Regions from separate parts of the Homo sapiens genome. Here region 1 is linked to region 2. A link is a loop called in an ENCODE intact Hi-C map of the cell type or tissue named here. Cell type or tissue: natural killer cell. All regions are shown on one strand. Each heading gives the region's core, and the rest is flanking DNA. Links, peaks and the distances in the headings are about the cores only. Region 1 overlaps LINC01412 (long intergenic non-protein coding RNA 1412). Region 2 has its middle 70 kb from the start of TEX41.

Region 1 (10,904 bases), core at 3,833-6,332, 48 kb after region 2:
GGAAACTTCAATTTGTTAAAGACAGCCAAGACTTCAATCATATTTAACATATTCCTGGGGTTTACATATAGTGTTTCAAAGTAATAAACAACATCTTGTTTGGAGTAGCACGAAGAAAATGAGGCAAGCACTTCTTTAGAGTAAAAGCTCTACTTTTAAAAATAGTTTGGAGACTCATTCTTATGTTGGTAAAATCACAAAACACTATTCAGCAAACAAAACATGATGAGCTCAATTCAAGTTGGTAAACATTTTTAGCTGGCTTCATTTGTAGTAAGAATTTTAATGTAACCATGACTTCAGGAATGCATCCCTTATAATGGAAACTTAAGGGGTAAAACTTTTTTGTAATTGTTAATAAGAACAATGGTGTTACATTTGCACTTGAAAATCAGAGGAGATGTGATGACAACAGTAAATTGATTGTTAGAACAATTTTTAAAATCACATTACAGTGCACTAAAATGCATCTGTATTTAGTCACTAACACTCTCACTGCAATGACCAAAAAGCCTCAGGCCTGTTTCACCAGCAGAAAATAGTCTCTTTCCAAAGGTAGGGTCTATACATACTGTACCTCCAGCACATGAAACTTGCATGCAAGCTGTAAATCCTTCACATGCTTTTGCCTCATTGGTCCAAATATGAGTGATGTCTAAAAACCCTTAAGTCACTTAGTAAGAATAACAAACACTTTCCAAGAAGCAAAACATGATGAGTCAAAATAAAACCATCCAAGGAAAGAAAGACATGGGGAGCTTTCTCTATGCTTTGTATAAGACGTCAGGTCAAATTTCACTTAATCATGCTCCTCAAACAGGGACTCAGAACAGAACATTCTTCATAAGAACACTCATGGACGCACATTCACATAACGTATGGCAAATCATCTACTTATTAAACATACAAACATCTTGCTCCTGTGATTAATATTCCTTTATTTTGACTTTATGTTATTCCTAATTTTCAGGCAATACATATTTTGATAGGTAAAACATAATAATTCATCAAAAAATTGAAAAGTTGGTGACATGTTATTCTCCTTTCTCACCACCTGTATTCAAAACTACTATTGAAGTGGACCTCAGAATAGAAAGACCTTGGGTCCAAGTTTGCCTGGGACAGTCTTGATTTGAGTCTCTTTACCTGAAGCAATTAATAATGCCTCTGTTCCAGCTCAAAAGTCTTCCAATTTGGATGATAAACTATATGGCTACTTTTCTTTCTTTCTTCCTTCCTTCCTTTACTTTCCTTCCTTCCTTCCTTTCTTTTCCCTTTCTTTCTTTCTCTCTCTCTTTCTTCCTTTCTTTCTTTTTTCTTTTTTCTTTTTTTCCTTCTTTCTTTTCTTTCTTTTTTTTTTTTCAGAGTTATACTCTGTCACCCATGCTAGAATGTGTGCACTGGCACAATCATAGCTCACTGAAGGCTCAAATACCTGGTCTAGCAATTGTCCTACCTCAGCCTCCCAAGTAGCTGGGACCACAGGCACATGACACCATGTCAGGCTAATTTTTTATAGAGACAAGATCTCCCAGCGTTGCCCAGGCTGGTCTCAAACTGCTGGGCTCAAGTGATCCTCCTGCCTCGCCACCCTTCCTTTAAGGTAATGGATGACACTTACTTGATACAAATTCCAGAGCACCAAGCATATTTGCCTTGAGTATTTCCCTGAACTACACAAGAGAGTCTGAACTCTCCCAGCTATAGTACAAGTTCCTTAGTACTGATTACATTTTTATTTAACTGTATGTCCCATGAACTAGCACAGTGTTCAGCATATAGCAAATGCTAAGTAAATGTTATTCTGGTATATCAACTCTCCAGCCCTATATCAGAATTTAGTTTACAGGGATCTTGATTGCCTTTCCCTTCTACAAGATAGCACACTGATCCACTATATTGATGGTATTACACTGACTGGACCTAGTGAGGGAAAAGTAACGACTACTTACTGGTAAGACATTCGCATCTCAGAAGGTGGGAAATAAATCCAATTAAAAATCAGGGACATTCTCCCTTAATGAAATATCTAGGCATCCAGTGGTAGGGAGCATGCCAAGATATCCCTTCTAAGGTAAAGAATAAGTTGTTGCATCTGGCCCCTACTACAACCGAGAAAAAGGCACAACATTTATTGGGCCTATTTGGATTTTGGAGGCAATAGATTTCTCATTTGGGTATGTTATTACTCTAGCCCATTTACTGAGTAACCCGAAAAGCTGGTAGTGTTGAGTGAGACCCAGAATAAGAGAAGGCTCTGCAAGAGATTTAGGCTGCCATTCAAGCTCCTCTGACACTTGGACTATGTGATCTGGAAGATCTAATGGTACTTAAAATGTCAGTGGCAGATAGAGATGCTGTTTGAGCCTTTGGCAAACCCCCATAGGGGAATCAAGGATCAAGCTTTTAGGATTTTGGAGCAAGGCCCTGCCATCATCTGCAGATAACTACTCTCCTTTGAGAGAGAGAGCCCTTGGCCTTAAAGGAAACTGAATGCTAGACCTTGGGCCATCAAGTTACCAGAAGACCTGAGCTACCCATCACGAACTGGGTTTCAGCTGAGCCATCAAGCCATAAAGTTGGGAATGCACCACAACACTCCATCATCACATAGAAGTGGCACACAACATCATGAGGCCTGAGCAGGCCCTGGAAGCATAAGTAAGTAACATGAAATGGCCCGAATGTCCATGGCCCCCACTGCTGCTATTCTACCTTCTCTCTTCCAGCATGCACCTGTGACCTCACAGGGAATTCTCTACAAACCAGTTTACCAGAAAATAGAAGACTCAGGGCTGGTTTACAGGTGGTTCTGTATGAGATTCAGGCACCACACAAAAGTGGACAACTACAGCACCACAAGCCCTCTCTAAAACATCCCTGAAAAACAGTGGTGAAGGGAAATTCTCCCAGTGGGCAAAACTTTAGACAATGCACCTGGTTGTGCATTTTGCTTAGAAGGAGATACAGCCAGACCACAATGATATACCAATTTACGGGCCATAGACAATGATTTTGCTGGATGGTCAGGGATGTGGAAGAAACATGACTGGAAAATTGGTGTCAAGGAAATTTGAGTAAGAGGATAGGCCTTTCTGAATGGGAAAAACCGTAAAGTTATGTGTGTCCCATGTGAATGCTTACCAAAGGGTGACCTCAGCAGAGAAGGATTTTAATAATTAAGTGGTTAGGGTGACTTGTCCTGTGGACTGCTCTTCCCTCCTAAAGCTTGCTCCCCCACTTTGTTCAAGCCTCTACACACTTCTCAGTGAGGATTTTCCTGGCCATCCGATCTAAAGTTCCAGACCCTTCCACCTCACTATCCTCTTTCTACACTTTAGGCATCTCCATCACACTTATCATTCCTAATATATTCTATATTTAGCTTATTCATTTTTCATGTCTTATTCAAATGTAAGCTTTTTGGGAGGAGGGATTTTTGTCTGTTTTTGTCTTCTACTGAATTACTAATGTCCGGAGTGGGGTCTGGCACAAACAAGGCTCCACAAATAATTATGCATTTACTGAATTCTCATTAATAGTAGTAGTAATCGTATTACTATCGCTATCTATAGTCTATGTAGTCTAAAGATCAGAGCTAAGCACATTGCATCATTTTATCATTGAATCTTTTTGTTTGTTTGTTTTTGAGACGGAGTCTCACTCTGTCGCCCAGGATGGAGTGCAGTTGTGCAATCTTGGCTCATTGCAACCTCCGCCTCTCAGGTTCTGGGACTACAGGTGTGCACTACCACATCAGGCTAATTTTTGTATTATTATTATTATTATTATTATTATTTTAGTAGAGACGGGGTTTCACCATTTTGGACAGGCTGATCTCGAACTCCTGGCCTCAAGTGATCCACCCAACTCGGCCTCCCAAAGTGCTGGGATAACAGGTGTAAGCCACCGCGCCCCGGCCTTATCATTGAACCTTGACAGTAGCACAAGGCCATGAGTGATAATATGCCCATAACACAGATGGAACAACTGAGACCAAAAAAAAAAAAATCCTCAGAATTTGGCAAAGAAAGATCATACTCCTAGTAAGTGGAGGGTTTGGGAGAGAAATTACCCCTAAACCTGTGCTCCATCCAGTGGTACATTCTGCCTCTCACACTGATGTTAATGCCCTATTGAAAATTTGCATACTATTTACTCTGAGGACCCCAAACAGCAGTAATTATTGTCATCCAATCACTCATGAATGTGTTTGTCTTCGTCTCATACCTGTCTTTTAAGCACTAATCAGGCACTGGGATAGTTACAAAAACAAGGTCCCTCATAGCTTACAGTCCAGCAGAGATCAAAACAAAGGTCCTGCCATGTAAACAGAAATGTAATAGATTTATAGGCTTCGGTTGGAGCCCGAAGGAGAGAAGGCAGTGGCCCCAGTGAAGACAAGAATGAAGGTAAACTCTGCCTTCCATGGAATTTTGTCTAAGATCAACTCTGGTCGATTCAAAGGAGCTGAAAAAGTGTTCCTATAACTTCTTTAATGATGATGCCCTTTCCTATAGCCCTTTCATTCTCATCTCCCCAACTTTTTCATTATGAATATGCCCCTACTTTTTAATAGAAGACGGAAGCCTAGAAAAGCCTATGCTAAATGTCTGTTTTTAACAGGAGTTTCTGATCTAAAAGAAGAAATTATCTGTAAGAATCTCCAACCATCCACATAGGAAAAAAAAAGTATGAAATATTAAATATTTTATTTCACTAAATCCCCCTTCCTGCAGTCTAACAATAGGCAAATATCAGGTGAAAAGTGGAGAGTCAGTATTTTCAAACTATTTGCCTGACCATTTCACAGCTTGCAGACTCTGGTTCTCAAAATCCTTATTTTTTAAAAAAGGGAAAAAAGTAAAAAACCATGAAGATACGTCACAGTATTTTCCAGAAAAATAAATTTTTCTATGTTCGCTATGCAAGCAGAAAGTGATAAGGTGTAGTAATTTTGGTAATAAACCTCAAGATAAGACTTTAAAAATTAAAAAGAAAATGTATATGGAGTCACATCTAGATATGCCTAGGAGAACTTTTAAAGTATGACCTTGGAGGGTCAGGAAAGTTTTTGGCTTCTTATTTTATATAATTTTATAACTATTATTATGTGGGGGGGTTGGTATTTTTCAAATAAAAAAGAAACCAGACAAGGCTAATATTGAATGCTTTTATATATGCATATTGCAGTACACAAAAAGGAAGTCCATTGTCAATGAATATGTTGATTTACATAACAGACACCTTTATTCAGGGTTAGCAGGAAGTGCTATGGCACAGTGGTTAGAAGTGGGGGTTTCTAAGTCAGACAGACTTAGAAATGATCAAAATAGACAGAGACTAGACTTGAATGTAAGCCTCATTCTTATTGGTCATGAAATGGAAAAAAATATAGTTTACCTTTTTGAAACCTATTTTCCCATCTGTAAAATGGAGATAATAATACTAATCTTTTTGTTTTGTCATTAAGATTTTAGAAGTTGGCCAAGTGCAGTGGCTCACACCTGTAGTCTCAGCAATTTGAGATGCTGAGGCAGGGGGATTGCTTGAGCCCAGGAGTTCAGACCAGGCTGGGCAACTTAGTGAGATCCCTATCTCTACAAAATTTTTTAAAATTAGTCAGGCTAGGTGACAGAGTGAGACCCTGGCTCAAAAAAAAAAAAAAAAAAAGATTTTAGAAGTTAATATGCTTGGTATGTACTATGCCTGGAATTAAAAACAATTATTGCTATGGGAGATTATAGTTTACAAAAGTGACCAGTGAGTCTATAATAGCATTAAATTCCCCAAATGTAGACATAAAAGTTCAGAAAAAGAAACTGATAATAGACTGTTAGAAAAGCCTGAATCTGATAATAAGGTGGCTCAATTACTCAGATATTGGTTAGGATAATAATGATACTAAATGTACATCCTGTTTCTAAAGATGTGTGCTTGCTCTTCTAGCTTCCTAAATAGTCAACAGTCTCAAGAGACTGGTTCTTGAGACTTAACCATGTATGATTAAAAATAATAGACGATATTGAAACCATCTGGTTCAGCAAATGCTCTCAGGACTGAAAAGCCAAGGTACTAATGTTGCTTTTTAAGATAATACAAAGTGCCAAAAGGAATGCTGATTAAATTTCTAAAAGGTAAACTGCTTAACACAGAAAAATGAGGAGTTATTTCTTAAAGAGTTAGAGGAGATTCCATTGAAATTTATCACAGTTAAGAACCAAATCAAGACAAGAAAAAAAGTGATACAAATAAAAGTGCTTAAGCAGAGATTTTTAAAGCAAGATGTTTAAACAATTAGTGGAAATCTGTATATGTTTATGTAATAAAATCACATACAATAAACAGAAATAACAAGGTTAGGCTAAAAGGAAAATGACAGACAATGAACTTGAAATCTACAAAATATTTCAAATAATCCTAAACGTCTTTTTACAAATGTTAAACACAGCCTCCTGATGAAAGAATAATTTTTTTTAAAGTCAGATTGGGTAGGGCTCAGGGATTTAACAATGGAGAGGCATAGATTGTCTTGCTGTCTCAGCAAATATTGTCATGAAGCAATCTTGCTTTCCAACTTTGTAAAAAGAGCATTTGAGCAGTGTACACATACCAGAAGAAATTGTTGTCGGTCGAGGAGTAAAGCTGGCACACTGGGCTTTTATTCCTTTCCTACCACTACAGGGGACTAATCACGTCGAGGACACATCTGCAAAGCTGGTCCAAGGTATTGACGGAGAAATTGCCATCTTTGTGATGAAATGCAGAGGACCCTTGCCTCCTCCAAGAAATCTGCCTCAGTCAACCAACCATAGAAAGACTCTTTGTCTTAGAGATAAATGAAACTACGGCCTTATTTCCAGAGAACAACTTATGCTACCTGAGAGGAGACAGAGCACTCTGGATGTGCGGATTCTCCTGACCCCGATTTTCTCCACTTGCCCGTTAGCACAGATTAGTTTACTGTTCACTTTGCCCCCTAGACACTAGGCATAGACAACATGAGCAAGTGAACTGTAACAGAAACAAGGCTTTGATGAGAATGGGAAGTGGGCTAGGGGTAGGGCAGAGTAGAGGAATAGCACAGGGCATCGGGCCAGAAAAAACAGGCTCTGATGTACATACGGAGTCCATATTTTCCAAACCAAAACTCGTGACACGTAGCTTGACAAGTATGATTGTGCTTATGGGAACAACAGGACAGAATATTTACAACCCAGAGTTGCCCTGGAAAATCTAGGATATATAAACACCACATCCATAAAGGCATTGAAAGTGGGAAGGCTAACATAACCTACTTTAGAATTCTGCAAGTGCTGGCCCGCACATGTGAAACCCCGTGTGTTAAGTCACCCTGGTCTCTATTTATTTCTATCACAAACACATTACATACTTTTGACACATTTAGGGTCTCTATTCCAAAGACTTGCCTTAAGAATAGCAGGTGATATCTGAATGAAATAGATATTTACAGTTGAGTAAAAAAGCGTGCATCATGTCATATTACATTGTTTGCCAAACTAGCCTGCCCAGGCCTTACAGGAGTACTAAATTCACCTGGAGACTTTAGTGTAATGCAAAAGATAAAATATCTCAGTGAGACTGTGGACTCTTGCACACAACTTTCAGGTTAGGATCCACAGGTTTACAGAAAGAAAGAAAATTAATCAAGTCAAATGTGTGCCATTTTTTCTTTCCATTTAATTACTTGCATGTGAGAGTCATTGTTTCCTATAAGACCCCCCTCAAAAATACTTTAGTGAAAGCTTCTTGTAGAAAGGAAAACAAAGGTCAGTAACCTAATATCCCCAAGCAACCCTACAACAACAAACCAGGGAGGGAAAAAAAAGTGAAGAAATGCTCTGACTGGGAAAAAGATCTTCATTTGTTTATTCTTTCAACAGTGAATAAAAGTTATGATTCTGCCAATAACTATAAATTGATAGTGCTTCCAACTTTTAAAGAATATATAAGGAGACCACATAAAAGATTAGAGCGATCTTTTATGTGAGGTCAGAAGTTTTTTAAGGACTGGAAATATATCAAATACAATATATCAAATTTGTCATGACACCTTACAAATTGACATCTGGGAAAATGCCTCAGAGATGATCTAACAGAGGGAAATCTCATCTGTTTCAGATGAGGAAACTGAGGCACAGCAGCATGTCCAAGGTTACCTGATTGGCTGTAACTGAGTCAGGACAAAACCCTGTCTCCTGCAGAGTTTACGGACAAGTTTACTCATCTGTAAAATGACAGGGCCGAACTCTGAGGTCAATGCCAACCATGACATCCTGCAATGCTATATTGATTGATTGCTTTGTAATCTACTTATTTGTATTTTGGCTCTTAAATAAAGGTAAAGCTGCCAGTTTGACATATTTCTAGCCCTTAGAAAGCTGACCTGACAGTAAAGCCCTTCCAAAACATTTATAGAGACAATGTTATGAACAATTTGCAGAATTTCCTAAGGTGACACATTTCGAAGTACAGTGCAGTTACAGGCAGCCTGAATGGATGCATGCGAGGGAGGTATTATTTTTTTTAATTTTCAAGATGTCACTGCCAAGGGAGACATATGCCAAATGGTAACATCGGCTTCTATTTAAAAAAAAAAAACCAAAAACAAAAAAGCCTCTAAAAAAGGCATGAAGAGCAATGAAAAACATGACAAGAAGAAGAATGAAATATCTAAAGCAGATATTAGGAATAAGGAAATATATTGATTAAGTACTTGGTGTTTAAAGGCATCTGATGCCTCTGCCTTCCCATTATACCTGCCTCCAAAACATAGCCATGCTGAGGTTTCCCAATATTTAACAAACTACCATAAATGCTGGAAAAATACTCTAAAATCAGAGTATCTAAATCAGAACATAAAATTGAAATATATTTAAAAATCTTCTATTCTAGTTATGATTTTTTTGTTTATCTTTATTGTGGATTCTTACCAGCATTTCATTTAGTGCTAAGGTAGATTTTATGTAGTAAGAGAAAAGATAGCTTCATGACATAAATATTAAATTAACAAATGAATGGCCAAACTGTTAAAAGCAGGGGTAACCAGATAATTACTGTATTTAAAAAGTTGTCCAGTCAGATGTAGGATGCTTTACATATATTATAGGTAAAATTATTAAAAACACAATATGCCTGTAATCCGAGCACTTTGGAAGGCTGAGACAGGCGGATCACCCGAGCTCAGGAGTCCAAGACTACCCTGGGCAACATGGCAAAACTCCGTCTCTACTAAAAATACAAAAATTAGCCAGGCACCGTGGCACATGCCTGTAGTCCCAGCTACTCTGGAGGCTGAGGCAGGAGAATTGCTGGAGCTTGGGAGGCGGAGGTTGCAGTGAGCTGAGATCGCGCCATTGCACTCCAAAGTCAGACCCTGTCTCTGAATGAATAAATAAATAAATAAATAAATAAATAAATAAATAGAAACACAATAAGCCAGTTGAACAGAACATTCTTTCTCTTGTGGGTCACAGTGTGCCTTTTTCATAACATATAGAATTAGCCAAGTTATCTATGCTACCAAAATTATGACTGGAAGCAGCTGAGAAAGCAAAAGTACTTGGGAAAAAATTGCTGGGCAGTCTGGTTGTCTGGTTACCTGGCAAACTTCCCCACACTGTCGGATAACCAGGTAAACTTTGAGATCTCTAATGTATTTTCCCACATTGATAGGAGTACAGAAATTTTATAATTAAACAGACCTGGTTTTGAACTCATTGCTTATTAGTTGTTGTTCTTGGGCAAATTACTTTTCTCAGGGATTATTTCATTGTCTGAATAATTGGAATAATAATGTCTGACTCACTAAATTTTTAAATGATCAAATTAGATAGCATCCAAAAACTAGCTGTCATGGCGTACAGCACACAGAAAACATCCAATAAGTTGGGATAGTCTAGTAGTGGTAGTAAGAATAGTGATGGTCCTTATCTTTTCTTTGATTGACACATGTTGTCGTGAAATTAACATAGGTTTTGAGTTCAGAGAGTTTGGTTTGAAGCCAGACTCTACTCTCAGTGGTTTGGTGCCAAGAGAATTTCTCTGGTTTCAATTTCTTCTTCTGCAAAATGAATACCATAACACCTGATTCTTAACTGCTATTATGAAAATTAAATGAGATAATATATATTAGTGCTACACAGTGCCTGGCACAATGGGAGGGATAATAAACGTTCATTCCCAACATTCCTTGTCCCCACAGCTCCCTACTCATGCCTCTTCATTCATTTAATGTACTGAGCCCTGGGCACTGTGTCCTGGGAACACAAAAGGAATAAGAATGTCCATCCTGGTTTCCAGAAAGGGATGAGAGGAGAAAGATAGAGAGAAAGAGAGATTAAAGGATTTGGTGACAAATACTTCAAGACAGATTTAAACCAGTGCTTGGGAGCACAGAAGAGGAAAAAATAAAGCCTTCTTTTAGAGTCTTTAAAGATCTTAAAAATTAATTAGGCCGGCCGGGCGTGGTGGCTCATGCCTGTAATCCCAGCAATTTGGGAGGCCGAGGTGGGCGGATCACCTGAGGTCGGGAGTTCAAGACCAACCTGACCAACAGGGAGAAACCCCGTCTCTACTAAAAATACAAAATTAGCTGGGTGTGGTGGCACATGCCTGTAATCCCAGCTACTAGGGAGGCTGAGGCAGGAGAATCACTTGAACCTGGGAGGCAGAGGTTGCAGTGAGCCAAGATCACACCATTGCACTCCAGCCTGGGCAACAAGAGTCAAACTCTGTCTCAAAAAAAAAAAAAAAAATTAATTAGGCCACTTAACCCTCTAGGAAGGTTATAACCAAAACATAAAACAAAACAAAACAGCAAATAACAAGTGTTGGCAAGAATGTGGAGAAATTGGAACCACCCTGATTCTACATTACTGATG
Region 2 (10,904 bases), core at 5,246-7,745:
CAATGGTACAAAGAAAAAGGCAAATTATATTTTATAACTCAGACAAAACAGTCATCCACCAAAAGAATATTGCCTTCCTTTAATTATTAGAATAAATCATTCCATGGAAAACTGTTTGGCACACAGTGAAGATAAGATGATGATAAATATAATACAAAACAATAAAAGGAGATAGATTTGCTCTCTATTCAAGCAAACTCGTCCTTGTTGCCAGTAAAACCCTTGAGGGACCACATAAGAAGAGGCACCGCAGAGGCCTCAAAATGCCTATGGTACTTCACATAAGACCAGAATATAACACATTTCTATTAAGGTTGACCCAATTTAATCTTCAGTAACTGGCTGTTTGTAGTATTCCAACTAAAATAAAACATTTGAAACTCTTGGCTCAAATAATTTTAGCTGTTAGGAGAAAATATGTGGTAGGTATTTTATTCCTTAAGATGGGTTAGGTCAGCATGGAACCGGTAGTTTGTATTTGGCCAGGTAGGGTAATGCGCATTAGGGGACAGAAAAATAAGAATGAGTGCAACCTGGGTTGCTGCTCAAGTTCTATATAGGAGAAGCCTCTTTTCTTCCAGAGAAGAGTGCGGCGCTGACACCTAGGTAACTTTCTAGATGCTTTCCATGTCTTTGGTTTGGAGCCCCACAGCAGATACTTGGAAACTACAATTGCAAGAACTCTGGTTACTTTGTGTAGCAGAAGGACATTTAATTTAAAAAAAAAAAAGAAAAGAAAAGAAAAGAAAAAGAAAAAAGAAAGTCAAATAACCTAATAAGTCATTATTATTTACAGGCCAACTGAGCAGCTACCCAATGTTCATCATGATCCTCAGATGAAGTCTGTCTCCATAGACAGATCTACACAATCTATGACAAGATTTTTCTGGCAGTTCTGAGAATACCACTCACGTCTCACCTTTCCCAAGAGTAGATCTGCTATGGTGAATGGGTCATCATTTCTGTAAAGTTCTATCTAACTTCCTATGAAGTTCCATCTTCAGCTGCACCTTCCAGCGGTTTATCTCTAAAAAATGGTGCATCACCCTGGGGAGAATCACCTAAAGAGACATGTTTCCTATATTGGCAATTTAATCCCCTCTAAATTTCTGTTTTTATCTCCTCCAAGTAATGGCACACCTCTCTTTATTCTTTTTTTTTTTTTTCTGAGATGGAGTGTCGCTCTGTTGCCCAGGCTGGAGTGCAGTGGTGTAATTTCAGCTCACTGCAACCTCCACCTCCCGGGTTCAAGCTATTCTCCTGCCTCAGCCTCTTGATTAACTGGGACTACAGGCACCCGCCACCACACCCAGCTAATTTTTTGTATTTTTAGTAGAGATGGGGCTTCACTGTGTTAGCCAGGATGGTCTCAATCTCCTGACCTCGTGATCCGCCTGCCTTGGCCTCCCAAAGTGCTGGGATTACAGGCGTGAGCCACCGCGGCCGGCTTCTTTATTCTTAAATATGTTAATCTTGACTAGAACTCTATCCATGAACCCACGACCCAGTTAGGCAGGGTACTTGATGCCACATGGTTCTTCTGATGGTCTCTAGAAGACTATGGAATATTTCTCCTGCAGTAGAAAATTCCAGCTGTCTTGAACCACAAGGCTAGCTTAGTGAACTTTGCCTCATTCTCCTAATTGACTGGGATTCACAATACAACATAAGAACATAGACACATGAGAAATACGAAATTTCTGATAATAACCATAGGTTGCCTAGAAAAATCAAGAATGTTACATTTGACACTGAACAGCACATGTTTCTAGTCTGTCCAGATATAACAGTATTATATCTGTTATATCTGATAACAGTATTATATCTGTTATATCTGATAACAGTATTATATCTGTTATATCTGATAACAGAAAGGGAAAAATATAAATATAGAGCTTATTTGTCAAGAATTTTGCCCATGAACATAATTGATAGGCAGCAAAGCATTAATAATCAGGGAGAACAGAGCTAAGAGAATGTTGGCGTTGTCTTCATTTCTGTTAATGCTTTTTTCAGATAAGCGAAATCTGATTGTTTTTATAATGTTTATAGCTATCATTAGGTGCATATTATATGTCAGGAAGTTAACATGTTTTTTACTTAATTGACACAATTGCCCTCCCTTATCCCCATTTTATGTGCAAGGAAATCAAGGTTCAGAAGAATAAAGTAACCTGTCCGCTGCCAAAAATCTTGTAAGTGGGAAAGCCTGGGTTCAGCTGAGGTCCAGACTCTAATGCCCATGCACTGTAGCTTACAAATGAAGGCAGTGAAGAGGGAAAGGCAGGGTTGTAGGAAAGAGGCTACCACTGCATGAGTAAACAAAATCTCAAAAGAGGCTGAAAAATTGGACTCAAAACACAAGCACAGAAAGAAAGATATGCCTTAAAAGGTGGAAATGTACTTCCCAGAGACAGAAGGAAAAACTACATTAAAAATTAAATAGCTGGGTGTGGTGGCATGCACCTGTGGTCCCAGCCACTTGGGAGGCTTAGGCAGGAAGATCGCTTGAGGCCTGGTATTTGAGACTGTAGTACACTAAGATCATTCCTGTGAATAGCCACTGCACTCCACCCTGGGCAACATAGCAAGACTCCATCAATAAAGAAAAGGAAGGAAGGGAGGGAGGGAGGAAAGGAAGGAAGGAGAGAAAAAGAAAGAAAGAAAAAAAGGAAAAAGAAAGAAGGAAAGAAAGATTAAATGGTTTTATATTTAAAAGTGACATTACAACTAAAATAATATTGGATGATCACCTAGAAGGTTGAAGTTTGCAGAGGTCTTTAAAGCTACTTACCTACATTGGACAGTATGCTAAAATTTTGCTAAAGAGTAGAATTTATTGCAACAGGTCTGTCTTGGACTTTAGCCAGCCACTTAGTTACTGATCTTATAATTAGTTGCACTCACTTTCCAGACAGCCCCACAGTGCAAGCCAGAAGCTCTGAGGACAGCATTCCTAAATCTATATAATACAGTCTTACAAGGTAATAATAATAGTAGCCACAATATGGTAAATGACAAGAGCTTTAGACAGAGAATCGAGTCCTAAATTCTAGCTGTAGATTTACTAACTAATCTTGTGAGCCTTAGAAATGCACTTAACTTCTTTGTGACCCATATTTCTAGTCTGTGTAGTAGGAATTCATTTACTCAACAAATATTCATTGAGTGCCTCTGATGTTGCACTCTATACTCAGTGTATCCACTCTCCTGGAACTGATATCCTACTAAGAGGTAGCAAAGCCAGAAAATCACAAAGGAAGCAAATCCACAAACAAAGTTTCAGAAAGTGATATGTAGAAAATAACACAGGAAAATGTGAGAGAATATGCAGCAAGGAGGTGCATTTTAAGCTTTTACCATATCAAGGTGAGAGATGATGGCTGGCTCTTGAAAATGAATTGGATAGATTCAAGATAGCAAGAAGATAAGATTGACTGATGACTAGATAGAGGGTGGTGAAGGTCATAAGAATCAAGCAGGAGTCCTGGGAGTTTTTCTTTTCAACAACTGTGTAGATGAGGGTGGCATTTCCTGACCTGATGAAAAATGCTAAAGAATGAGCCTGAGAGTCAGTAAACAAGAGTTCTGTTCGTTGGTTTTTAGATATTGCCCTACATAATCTCTGAGGTTGATTCCACTTGAAGAAACATTCCATGACTCTAGATTGTGACCACATAGGCATTTTGAGAGGTGAAATATGGTGTGAATTAAATTACATTCATGTCAATGAGTACCTGAAGCAGGATAGAAATGGTGGTCAAGAGGACCCAAGACATGTAAAAACTGTGTGAGTCCAGTTGGTAAAATTTATAAATGCAGTTGTCTAATTCACTGAATATAAAGATCAAGAGTAATAGTACAAAGAAGAAGGTTGTTGGTCTAGAGTGAAAGTCGTTGGAGACTAGCAATGGTGGTCTGGAGATCCATACATGATATGCAGATCATGGCATATACATCTATCTGGAAGACAGCATGGCAAAGCAAGAATGACAGGAACTACTCTCCGACACTCATTTGAGCAAGCGATCTTGCCTCTGACTCTTTATTCTCAAAGAATAAATGAGTTAGGAGACTAGAGGAGTATGCCTGGGTGGGTTTAGTGTGAAACCTGCCATTTTATTCGTGAGGGCTGGACTTATCACCTCATAAGTGTGAAAACAGGTGTGAAAAACCCCTCCTCATCCTCATTACTTCCAGTAAATGAATTCTTTTTTAAAAGCCTTCACTCACACAGTAAATGATTCTAAATATCTCGTAGTCGTTATTCCCCTGCCTATTCCTCACCTTCTTCAAAAGAACAGTCTAAAACTCTTGTGATCAGGAATGTGGTGTCACGATAAGTTTAGGGAAATATGGGGTTAATTGCTATGGAACACATTTTGATTTCACTTTTCTACAAGTGACTACACTCAAAAATACTCATTTTCCAGCATCTGCTTCATAGGAAGATGCTCCTGAAATGTTGTTAGGCAGGGTGGGGGACATGGCTGCCCCCTAAAAAGGAACCACATTGCTGGCATCATGGCCACTGGCATAGGACAGAGGACTACCTGTTACTGTTCCCATTTACAACCAGAACCAGACACAACCAAGGATCACTCAAAGTGTTACAAGTGAAAGCATTTCGTAAATTGTAGTGTAATCTGCAAACATAAGAAGTGATTATTATGTTCTTATTCAATCATGTAGAAATGGATGTTGGTTATAAGTGGGGAGAATTCCTACAGCTTTTTCATTCCTTAAGGCTGGATCACAAATGTACCATCACAACCAAAGCTAGTTTTAAACAATCTAAGCAATTACTGTTGCTGAGAAGAATGACGATTTGACATGTGTAGCGTCAATTTGACCATAATAGTTTCACTTCAGCACTAGGTATTTGACATTCATTAGTGCTGAAAAAAGTAAAGCGCGGTTTTATCACACCTTTTTACATTTGGTAAGTGATAGGTCCCACCCAATTAAAGTTCCATTTTATTTTAAATGATAGATTTTACCAAAAACACCTCACCTAAACCCCATCTCATCTATTTATGTCAAATTCTAACCTCCTCTTAAAAGTACAGAAGCAGATATATCCACTAAAATTGTTCCCTGCCATACTTGGCTTTGCAATACACTTATCTAATAAATTTTATACCCTTCTTTCCTACCCACAGAAAATATTGGCTTTGCTATTTGTTTTCCTCTCCTCCTAATACCATCCATTCTCTGGTTCTATTATTTCTAAGTTCATGTACTTACAGGTCTCCATTATGACAAGAAAATATATTATTCGGTCCTTTAATCCTTCCATCCTTAGTCATGTTTTAAAAATACTTCCTTCTCCTCCTCCCTCTGTCAGTAAAGTGAGAATATAAAAAAGACACACAGTACATACAACATATTTATAATGTAAAAACAATATTTAGCATAATTGGCTTTGTTTTAACTAATGTGCAGAGCATCTCTAAATGCATGTCCTCCTTTATGGGTTGCCGCTTTCACATGATTTTCCTTTGATGTGAGATTTTAAAGGCTAAGGACCCATTCTCCATTAAGCCTTTGGCGCTGGAATTCTCCCATCTAGGAAGCCGCTGTGTTGATGGCCCAATCATTGACTTTAGTATGTTGAGGAACCTTTTTACATACAGCTAATCATGTGCATTTTTAAGTCTTAATTTACAAATGCATCCAGATACATTGACATAAGGCCGATGCACACCATCCTGCCTCCCTGTCTACATCACTAATTTGACAGCATGAAAGTGTTAATGCTAATTTTATTTTGAATTTCCTAATTAAACATTTCTTTTATCCTGGACAGAAAGATTTATCATAGATTATTAGCAAATTACTCATCTTCTACTATTAGAAATAGTTTTAATGAGACCATACCTACTGGGAGGAAATAAGCAACTCATACCCACTCCAAGCACATGCAAATTGTTGCCATGTTTTCCAACTCGCAACTTCTAGAAGTCAAGTCTATACCAAGCCTAAAAAAGAAAAGCCCGCCGAATGCAGTGATCACGACATTCACATTAACAAGCATTCTAAATTCACTGTCTTCCAGGTCAGAGTTAACATAGTAATTTCCACTCAAAGGACACTGGTCATCAAATCCAACATCCTTTTATTTTATTCAAAATAAAAGGACAAAAATGAGATATAAACACAACTTAGAAAGTCTATGAGTTCATTTAAGAAGTGCTATTTAAGCTGTAAAGGATTTCCTGTCATTCTGGTTTTAAATAATTTTATAATATTCTTTTGTTCTTGGGTTACTCTATATCCAAATAATCATGTATGTAAATGACTCAATACAACAGTAGATGCCCTGACAATGTAAACATTATTGTTTATCCAGAAGCATTATATGTTCATGCAAAAAAAAAAAGTGGCATTAAAAGCTTGTGGTCAGATCAAAAAACCACAACTGTAATTGTTTATTTATATAACTTACCATTACTCTGTAGTGTAAGTTTACATTTTTTAAAAATTTCTAAACGCTGAGTTAGTCTTAGAAGAGTGAAAAATGCATGGTTCGCCTAAATGATTAAAGACAAACAACTTAGGTCTATGCATGCAGCAAAATGCTTTAATATGGAAATTATTCATTTTGCCCAGGCTTATAGTTTTCATTTTTATGCTGCCCTTGAAACTCCATGATAACAGGGCCATTCAGTGGAATTTCTGCATTTTTCTCTTCAGTTCAGGGCAGCTGGTTTCTTTCCTCTCGAAGCAGAAAGCTAAAGTATATTTATCACTCTAACAGTGACTCAAAACAAACAGGAAGTCTTCATCAGCCGGCTCCTGGGCATAGCTGATATTAGGTACTGGCAGAAAGGAAACAGAGACCTCATTCTCTGAGAGTCCGACAGAATGTACATGCAGATGCAGGCGATAACAAAGTTAGGGATGCTCCCAATGACCACCATGTTCTCCCAGGATTAAGTGCTCTTTGCAAGGCTCGCCAGCTTTCAGAGTCTGTGAAAATTCCTCAGGAGTTTTCCTTTCCATTGCAGTGTGAAAGAGAAGTTTGAACTGGATACCACGAGCCTTACAATCCTTGTGAACCTATGCGCCAAAGGAAACCTGGGAGGGAGCTATTCTGGGAGATTTGGCTTTGATCTGGTTGCTAGGAAAAAGCCCTGCTTTTGTCTGGAAGTATTCTGAATGGCTCCTTCAGTCAGAATGAGGCCTGCAGGTCACTGTCTGAATTAAGTGAAGAGGATTTTTTTTAACACTAAAAATGAAGTTGTCGCTGTATGCCATAATAAAGCTGGAGAGAGTAGATCGTGCTGCTGAGCAATGGTAACGGCTCTTTGCTACAACCTAAACTCCAAGGTATACTGTGAAAATCACTGAAGCGTGCTTGCAGATCAAATATATGCAAATATTGCTCAGTGGCACATATGTTCCTAGAGACCTTTGCCTTCACCTCCTTTTCAAATGAAACCTGTTTCAGATTCAAAGCCCACTTTGTTTTTATTAATACAAATGTTCACTATCAAACCATTTTTTTATCCTTACTAATAGAGAGGTTATACAACTCACACCTAACTTTTTTCAGCCAAACCAAACTCCAAATGGATTGCACTGCAAACTACTGATACTAATGCAAAAGTATTAGGCAATACACTTTGGGGGGTCCTTTCAATATTTTCTTTTTTATTTGTCAGCTAATCTCTTTGTTTATGGTAATGTATGTACCTTTGTATAAGGACTTTACAGCCATTATCTAATCTTCACAGATCCTGGTGAGGTAGAAAGGGAGCAAATCTTATCTCCGTTCTACAGATGAGGAAACAGAGATGAAGGAAGGTTGAGTAACAAGCTCACATTTTAAGTGGTGCATTCTGTCCAGATGAAAAAAACAAAAAAAAAAGACAGTATGGCACGGGCTTTGTTTTTCCAGGAGTGAGGCTAGATTTTCACCTACCACCCATCTGTTCACCAGTCCCCTTAATGACCGGCATTTCCCAGTGACTGCACACTTTCCACACAATCTGTTGAGAAAACACGCAGCAAACTGACCCACATGAGGATCAAACCCTTGACCTTGGCACCACTGGCATCAGATGCTTGTGAACTGAGCCACAGACTGAAAGCCTAATTGCCCCCAAGTAGAATGGGATCAATTCCTCCCCTTCTCAATCATTCTGGAAAAGAAAAGAAGGGCTAATTGTTATGAATTTATCTAGTCTTGTTCTTCCTCAAGCTTGAAATGTATTTTACATTCCAAGCAAATCCTAAATTGTGAGATATAATATAAAAATAGCAGAGAGCTAAGAAGTAAACTACATAAATGAAAATTTAATTTTAAGAAAAAAAATAAATGAGGGGGAAGTATACAGGAGCTGGCACCTTCAGGACCACAGCATCACCGCTGGTATGAAGTGGTTCTTCACTTGTGTTTGTACCTGCAAATCTAGATGGTAAAGATGAGGAAAAGTTAACAAGGAAAGAGACTGTTTTCCAAATAATATTAAATATCCTCTTTTAAAGACAGTAGACGATTTTATTCCTTGGAAAAAGTTATAGTAAAAATATAATCAAAACCACTGGAGTATTAGGTAGATGCTACCTGTACTGATCAAGTGATAGAGGATTATCTTCCCAAAACAGGCTGTGGAAACAACTATGTGGAAGGTATGAGAACACCTTCCAGAGCTTTCAGGAGCAGGAGGAAGACAGCCTAGCCTATCTTTTGGAATGTAAATTACCCTGCAGACCACCAGGCAAAAAACTCATGAAACCCAAACCAGACATCCCTACTAAAAGATGCTCAAACTAGAAAACAGAAGTGTTTTCAGGATAACATAACTTCTCTCAGTCTACCTGTTAATTTACTCGACTTTCTTTTCAAACTCTGTATACAGTAGTAGATCTGTGAATTGCATATCCATGATCACCACAAAAATTTCCAAAATCTGTCTCAGAAACCCACAAAGCAGATTTAGGTTTTAGTATCAACTTGACAGATTCTGAGCTCTCTCAATCCAGGACTACCAGTGTGTTGAGCCCAACTCTAAATGTGGGCAGGGACCAAATTGCTTTCCCTAAATGGCAACAGGCTAACAGTACCAATTAGCCAGACTGCACAATGGTTCTTCAGAAACTGCTGAAGACCAGCTCTGAAGACCCCTCCTGAGTAGGACCCAAACCTTAAGGCTTCTGTACCCATGCTTATTCACTGCTGCCTGTGCAAATGTTCCAGAAAGCCGGGAGGACTTGGCATTAATTTCTCAGTGTGTCGCCATGGCTAGAGCTAAGCAAGGGCCAAAAATGAATTAGGTAAATATAGGATGCTTCAGGCACAAATGCAGCAGGTGAATTTATTTGCAAATTACTTTTTTTATCTTTCTCACTTAAGATTCTCTTTAGAGACATAGAAGATAGCTTTATCAATTTTAAAGTAAAGAAAAGCAATATTTGGTTTCAATATTTGGTTCATAGCCAACCATACAAAAGTACTTAATAAAAGAATCCTTTTTTAAAAGTTATTATGCATTTATTACAGGATTATTGACTCCAGTGATGAAAATTGTACTGTTAGGGTTGGGTTGACTTAAGACAGTTTTTTTTCCTGGAGATTTCTCTGTCATTTAATTGAGTCACCTTATTCCTTCTGCCTCAATACACAACTGTTCCTGTTATTTTTTGAATTAATTTGGATAAAAGCCTTCTGCAAAAGCCATCTTTCTGGATCCACAACCTCCTCTCTGAGCATTTGTTAACACATTACATTATACTAAAGTGAATCCACCCATTAGAAATTAGACAACCTATCCTGGTTTTAATATTTTTTGAAAGCTTACAAAGTGCTAATCACTAAAGCAGTGATTCCCAGCTCTGGTTTTGTGACAGCCTGGGGTATCTCCAATTACCTTACAGATCACGAAAAACAAAATTCCAAAAAAATTTCAGAAGAAAATTATACTTGTTTTAATTTGAAATATAAATATAAATATCTGCCATGGACATAGGAAGTGTGTCATAGTGCGACTTGGTGGGCTGGATCCTTGTAAGAAAACAAACAACAATAGTCTATTGAAACTCCTCGAAGCTCAAAATCATTATGCTCTCCAAAAAAAAAAAAAAAGAAAGAAAGAAAGAAATTCTATTTTATTTTTAGGAACTGAAACTCTAACATACACCTTATGACAGGCACAAAAAGGAACTAGGACAAAACCCATTCCAGGACATTTCCTGGAGGAGAATACAAATAAGGTGTGTCACATATTTTCATGAATAAAATAAACACGATAATATCTAATAACACCATTACACTATTCAGTGTGCCTAAATTACAGTTGTACTGAGAAATGAGAAAATCTCTGGAATAGGACCAGGATTGCTTTTTAATTGTCCATTAGAAAAAGCAAAAAATAAAATCGCCTGCAATGATTTCCTTTCGAGATCATTCACCTTATTTTTGAAATACAAAATCAAAAACATATTGATACGCATGGTGAGGCTGGGTAATAAACCCGAAGCAAACTGTCTCCTTTCCTCAGTTCAGGCTCAGCAGCTCCAGCAAGCCCACAGTGCCAGCTTGAGACTGGCAAGGCAACTAGCATTGCACAAAACAAAATCTTAATTTTTCAGTTCCGGCTGATTGCACTGAGAACATCTCTCTCTCCTCACCTTTTCTTTGTATTTTTTTTTTTTTCCTGAATTGAGGTCTTTCTATTTAGGGATGTGCTTCCATTATGTGAGATGTCCCCTAAGCCAATGAAAAACAATGACAATTTTATTTTCACATTAAGATTCCTCTCCCAGGGCCATATTCCATGAATGAATGGCGTGTAGGACACACCGCTAGTAATAACATCCACCAACTATGCCAACACAAGTGCAAGAGAAGCACAGGGAAGCTAAGGCTAGCCAAAGGAATTCTCCCATACCTACAGTGG

The links. Hi-C counts contacts between places; a loop is a spot of excess contacts. Peaks named below come from ENCODE experiments on the same cell type or tissue, not always from the same donor. Only the 100,000 strongest peaks of a DNase experiment are listed, where the experiment ranks them.
Region 1: a loop joins it to region 2, with 2.8 times the contacts of the local background. A loop is called at or near these places in 3 of 110 quality-filtered maps.

The regions. Positions count from the first base shown.
Region 1 is chr2:144,543,357-144,554,260 of GRCh38, reverse strand. The region is part of intron 1 of LINC01412 (long intergenic non-protein coding RNA 1412); the gene reads right to left. Among named protein-coding and RNA genes, the nearest start is that of LINC02993, 24 kb to the right of the region's middle. In natural killer cell, for the core only: no CTCF peak of the experiment used is centred there; a DNase peak (open chromatin) is centred at 5,290.
Region 2 is chr2:144,592,318-144,603,221 of GRCh38, reverse strand. No RefSeq gene overlaps it. Among named protein-coding and RNA genes, the nearest start is that of TEX41, 70 kb to the left of the region's middle. In natural killer cell, for the core only: no CTCF peak of the experiment used is centred there; a DNase peak (open chromatin) is centred at 6,791; H3K27ac peaks cover 2,278 bases.